Linked DNA regions of Homo sapiens: region 1 is linked to region 2. A link is an interaction called in ENCODE POLR2A ChIA-PET data of the cell type or tissue named here. Cell type or tissue: HepG2. All regions are shown on one strand. Each heading gives the region's core, and the rest is flanking DNA. Links, peaks and the distances in the headings are about the cores only. Region 1 overlaps RILPL1 (Rab interacting lysosomal protein like 1). Region 2 has its middle 5.7 kb from the start of SNRNP35.

What was found. ChIA-PET counts read pairs that join two places held together with the same protein. Peaks named below come from ENCODE experiments on the same cell type or tissue, not always from the same donor. Only the 100,000 strongest peaks of a DNase experiment are listed, where the experiment ranks them.
Region 1: POLR2A ChIA-PET joins it to region 2 with 5 read pairs; 9 of 35 experiments call an interaction of 5 or more read pairs at or near these places.

What each region holds. Positions count from the first base shown.
Region 1 is chr12:123,515,447-123,518,369 of GRCh38, reverse strand. The region is part of intron 2 of RILPL1 (Rab interacting lysosomal protein like 1); the gene reads left to right. Among named protein-coding and RNA genes, the nearest start is that of RILPL1, 17 kb to the left of the region's middle. RefSeq lists an enhancer at 1,975-2,475. In HepG2, for the core only: no CTCF peak of the experiment used is centred there; no DNase peak of the experiment used is centred there.
Region 2 is chr12:123,451,002-123,453,924 of GRCh38, reverse strand. No RefSeq gene overlaps it. Among named protein-coding and RNA genes, the nearest start is that of SNRNP35, 5.7 kb to the left of the region's middle. In HepG2, for the core only: no CTCF peak of the experiment used is centred there; a DNase peak (open chromatin) is centred at 1,799.

The DNA of each region.
Region 1 (2,923 bases), core at 225-2,724, 64 kb before region 2:
ACGCCTGGCTAAGTTTTAAATTTTTTTGGTAGAGACGGGGGTCTCACTATGTTGCCCAGGCTGGTCTGAAACTCCCGGCCTCAAGCAATCCTCCTGCCTTGGAGTCCCAAAGTGCTGGGATTACAGGTGTGAGCAACCGCACCCGGCCCTGTCTTAATCATTTTTAAGTGTACAGTTCAGAGGCATTAAGTACATTCACAGTCTTGTGCAGCCGCCACCACCATCCATCTCCAGAACTCTTTTCTCTCACAAAACTGAAACACTGTCCCCATTAAACACTAATTTCCCACCCACCACGCCATTGGCCCCTGGCACCCACCATTCTACTTACTGTCTCTATGGATTTAACTACTTGAGGCGTCTCCTATATAAGTGGAGTCATATCGTATTTTTCCTTTTTTGTCTGGCTTATTTCACCTAACATGTTTTCGAGGTTTATCCATTTTGTAGCCCATGTCAGAATCTCCTTCCATTCTAAGGCTGAGTACATTCCATTGTGTGCAGGCCCTACATTTGTTTATCCACCAGCTGACAATGGCAATGTGTGTTTTATGTTTGCAGCATATGTCCATTTGGAGAGGCCCCATTTCAAGTGCTCAGTGGCTGCTGGTGGCTACCGAATTGGATACGTTGAGCTCAACGGTGCTCTCAGAAGCGCGGTGGCTCATGCCTGTCATCCCAGCACTTTGGGAGGCTGAGGCGGGTGGATCACTTGGGGCCAGGAGTTTGAGACCAGCCTGGGCAACATGGCAAAGCCCCATCTCTACAAAAAATACAATAAGTAGCCAGGTGTGGTGGCGTGCACCTGTAATCCCAGCTACTCGGGAGGCTGAGGCACAAGAATTGCTTGAGCCCGGAAAGCGGAGGTAGCAGTGAGCCGAGATTGCCACCGCTGCGCTCCAGCCTGGGCAACACAGCGAGACTCGCAAAAAAAAAAAAAAAAAACAATAACAACAAAATTGCTGTGCCCTCTCTCTGGGCCTTTCTCCGTATGTTTGCCATATTGGCTTCTTGGGGCTGTCATAATAAATGACCACAAATTGGGTGACCAAAAACAGTTTACTCTCATAGTTCTGCAGGCCAGAGATTCATAGTCGGGCATCAGCAAGGCCATGCTCCCTCCAGCGCCTCTCAGCAGGAGTCCTTCCTTGCCTCTGGGGGCTGTCGGCATCCTCACCTGTGGCTACACCATCCCAGTCTCTTCCTCTGCAGCCAAACGTTCTCCTCCGTGTCTGTGTGTCTCAGCTCCCTCTCCTTTATCTTTTGTTGTTTAATGGGATTTTTTTGTTTGTTTTTTGTTTTGAGACAGGGTCTCACTTTGCCCCGCAGGCTGGAGTGCAGTGGTGCGATCTTGGCTCACTGCAACCTCCTCCTCCCTCACCTCCTGCTCAGGTAATCCTCCTGCCTCAGCCTCCCAAGTAGCTGGGACTACAGGCATGTGCTACCATGCCCAGCTAATTTTTGTACTTTTTGTAGAGATAGGGTTTCACCATGTTGCCCAGGCTAGTCTCAAGCTCCTGGGCTCAAGTGATCTGCCTGCCTCAGTCTCCCAAAGTGCTGGGATTACAGGCATGAGGCATAGCGCTCAACTTCCTTTGTCTTATAAGGACACCAGGTATTGGATTTAGGGCCTACCCCTCATCCCCCCTCATCCACCATGACTTCATCTTAACTAATTACATCTGCAAATACCCTATTTTCAAATAAGGCCGCATTCCAAGGTTCTGGGTCGCTGGGATTACAGCGATCTAGAGCCACCATGCCCAGAACTGTTTAGGTCAGATTCTTCCAGGAGGGAATCTGAGACAGGGATTCCCACGCAACTGACTTATGAAAGAAGTGCCCCCAGAGGGGAGGGAGTGGAGGAAGCAGGACAGGGAAAGCAAGAGGAAGCGGAGCAGGGCTGTGATCTCAGCAGGGTCCGGCAGAGGGCCGTGGTCTCAGCAGAGTCCGGCAGGGTGGCCTCAGCCTTAGCCCCTGGGGAGTCTGGAATGTAAGTTACACCTCAGGGTTTTCCTGCCCTTAGGCGAGGAGCTGGACTTCTAGTGCAGAGCCTGCCAGCCAGGATGCCTGAGGTAGCAAAGGCACATCAAAGAGCAGTGGTGTAAACACGGGCCCAGGTGATCCGAGACCAACTTCATGAGAAATGTGAGCTGTGGTCATCATCGTTCCCATGTTGAAGGTGCTTTGCTACCTCTGATGGGCTGAGAAACACACTGGTCTGATATGAAGAGACCCAGATTACAGCTCCTACATGACCACTAACTAGCAGTGAGATTTGGGCCAAGTTGCTCAATCATCTCGGGGCATTTTTTTTTTTTTTTTTTTTTTTTTTTGAGACAGAGTCTCGCTCTGTGGCCCAGGCTGGAGTGAAGTGCTGCAATCTCAGCTCACTGCAACCTCCGCCTTCTGGGTTCAAGCCATTCTCCTGCCTCAGCCTCCCAAGTAGCTGGGATTACAGGCCTGTGCCACCACGCCTGGCTAATTTTGTATTTTTAGTAGAGACAGGGTTTCTCCATGTTGGTCAGGCTGGTCTTGAACTCCCGACCTCAGGTGATCTGCCCCCCTAACCCTCCCAAAGTGCTGGGATTACAGGCGTGAGCCACCACGCCCAGCCTGGTGTTTGGCTCGGTGGCTCACACCTGTAATCCCAACACTTTGGGAGGCTGAGGCGGGCGGATCACGGGGTGAAGAGATAAAGACCATCCTGGCCAACCTGGTGAAACCCCGTCTCTACTAAAAGTACAAAAAAATTAGCTGGGCATGGTGGCGGGCACCTGTAATTCCAGCTACTCAGGAGGCTGAGGCAGGAGAATCTCTTGAACCCAGGAGGCAGAGGTCGTAGTGAGTTGAGATCGCGCCACTGCATTCCAGCCTGGCGACAGAGTGAGACTCTGTCTCAAAAAACAGACAGACAAAAAAA
Region 2 (2,923 bases), core at 265-2,764:
CGTGCCACTGCACTCCAGCCTGAGCGACAAAAGCGAAACTCCGTCTCAGGAAAAACAAAACAAAAAAAAATGCCAGGCACAGTGGCTCATGCCTGTAATCCCAGCACATTGGGAAACCAAGGCAGGCGGATCATCTGAGGTCGGGAGTTCAAGACCAGCCTGACCAACATGGAGAAACCCCGTCTCTACTAAAAATACAAAATTAGCAGGGCGTGGTGGCGGGCACCTGTAATCCCAGCTACTCAGAAGGCTGAGGCAGGAGAATCACTTGAACCCGGAAGGCGGAGGTTGCAGTGAGCCGAGATCCCGCCATTGCACTCCAGCCTGGATAACAAGAGCGAAACTCCATCTCAAAATAAATAAATAAATATCCACCAGTCCCTACTGATATAAATAAGTGATTGAATAAATAAAGTGGGGAGAAGAGGCAAATCTTCCACGCAAAATTGCAAATAACTTATGGAGATAACTCCTCTCCCCAGAAAGTAGAGCATGCCTAGGCAACATAGTGAGAACTCATTTCTACAGAAAAACAAAACAAAAAAAAGAATTAGACCAGGCACGGTGGCTCACGCCAAAGCAGGAGGATCACTTGAGTGCAGGCATTCAAGACCAGCCTGGGAAACTTAGCAAAATCCCATGTCTACAAAAAACTTAAAGTTTTAAATAAATAAATACAGGCTTAGCTTCTCAGTTGTACCAGCCTCATTTCCAGCACTTAATAGCCTCATGTGGCTAGTGGCTACCATATAAATATATATATATTTATATATATTTATATATATTTATATATATATTTATATATATATTTATATATATTTATATATATTTATATATATATTTATATATATATTTATATATATTTATATATATATTTATATATATATTTATATATATTTATATATATATTTATATATATATTTATATATATATTTATATATATATTTATATATATATTTATATATATTTATATATATATTTATATATATATTTATATATATATATTTATATATATTTATATATAAATATATATTAATATATATATTTATTAATATATATATTTATATATATATATTTATATATATATTTATATATATAAATATATATATTTATATATATTTATATATATTTTTATATATATATTTATATGTATATTTATATATATATTAATATATATATTTATATATTTTGGAGACAGAGTCTCACTCTCTCACCCAGGCTGGAGTACAATGACGCGATCTTGGCTCACTACAGCCTCCGCCTCCCATGTTCAAGCAATTCTCCTGCCTCAGCCTCTCACACCCAGCTAATTTTTATATTTTTAGCAGAGACCGGCTTTCACCATGTTGGCCAGGCTGTTCTCAAACTCCTGACCTCAGGTGATCCACCCACCTCAGCCTCCCAAAGTGCTGGAATTACAGGCATGAGCCACTGTGCCCAGCTATCCTTTTTTTTTTTTTTTTTTGAGACAAGGTCTTGCTCTGTTATCCAGGCTGGGGTGCAGTGGCACAATCATGGCTCACTGCAGCCTCAACCTCCCAGACTCAAGTGACCCTCTTGCCTCAGTCTCCCGAGTAGCTGGGACTATAGGCTCATGCCACCACACCCAATTAATTTTTTTTAGTAGAGAGAAGTTCTCACTATGTTGCCCAGCTGGTCCTCCAACTCTTGAGCTCAAGCCATCCTCCTACCTAGGTTCCCATAGTGCTGGATTACAGGCATAAGCGGCCTTTTTTTTTTTTTTTTTTTTTGAGACACGGTCTTGCTCAGTCACCCAAGCTGGAGTACAGCAGCATAGTGGCCGGATCTTAGCTCACTGTGACCTCTAACTCAACTATAGGCATGTGCCACCATACCTAGCTAATATTTGTATTTTTTTCTTTTTTGAGACAGAGTAACATTCTGTCGCCCAAGCTGGAGTGCAGTGGTGCAATCTCGGCTCACTACAAGCTCCGCCTCCCGGGTTCACGCCATTCTCCTGCCTCAGCCTCCCGAGTAGCTGGGATTACAGGGGCCCACCATCACGCCTAGCTAATTTTTTGTATTTTTAGTAGAGACGAGGTTTCCTCGTGTTAGCCAGGATGGTCTCAATCTCCTGACCTCGTGATCCGCCTGCCTTGGCCTCCCAAAGTGCTGGGATTACAGGCATGAGCCACCGCGCCTGGCCTAATATTTATCATTTTTGTAGAGATTGCATCTCACTATGTTGCCTAAGCTGGTCTTGAACTCCTGGCCTCAAGCAATTCTCTCTTCACAGCATTGCAAAATGATGTATTATAATAATCACAGGCCTGAGACACTGCAGGTGTCTGGACTGTGCAGGTACAGAACATTTCACCACTGTAGTGTCCTGTCAGCATGGTGTAGGACAGTGCTGTTCCATAGAAATCAAGTGTGAGCTTGGCCAGGCACAGTGGCTCACACCTGTAATCCCAGCATTTTGGGAAGCCGAGGCGGGCGGACCACCTGAGGTCCGGAGTTCGAGACTAGCCTGACCAACATGGAGGAACCCCGTCTCTACTAAAAATACAAAATTAGCCGTGAGTGGTGGCACATGCCCGTAATCCCAGCTACTCAGGAGGCCGAGGCAGGAGAATCACTTGAACCTGGGAGGCAGAGGTTGTGGTGAGTGGAGATTGTGCCATTGCACTCCAGCCTAGGCAACAAGAGCGAAACTCCATCTCAAAAAAAAAAGAAAAAGAAAAGAAATCAAGGGTGAGCCACATGTGGCATTGTATTTTCTAGTAGCCACATTGAAAAGGTAGAAAGAAACACAAGAAACTAATTTCAACAAGTATTTTATTTATCCCAAAATATCCAAAGCATTGTTTCAACATGGCAATCAGTAGAGACATTATTAGTGAGATCGTTTATTTTCTCTTTTTGGTGCTGTCTTAGAAATCCAGCAATGCAATTTGGGAGG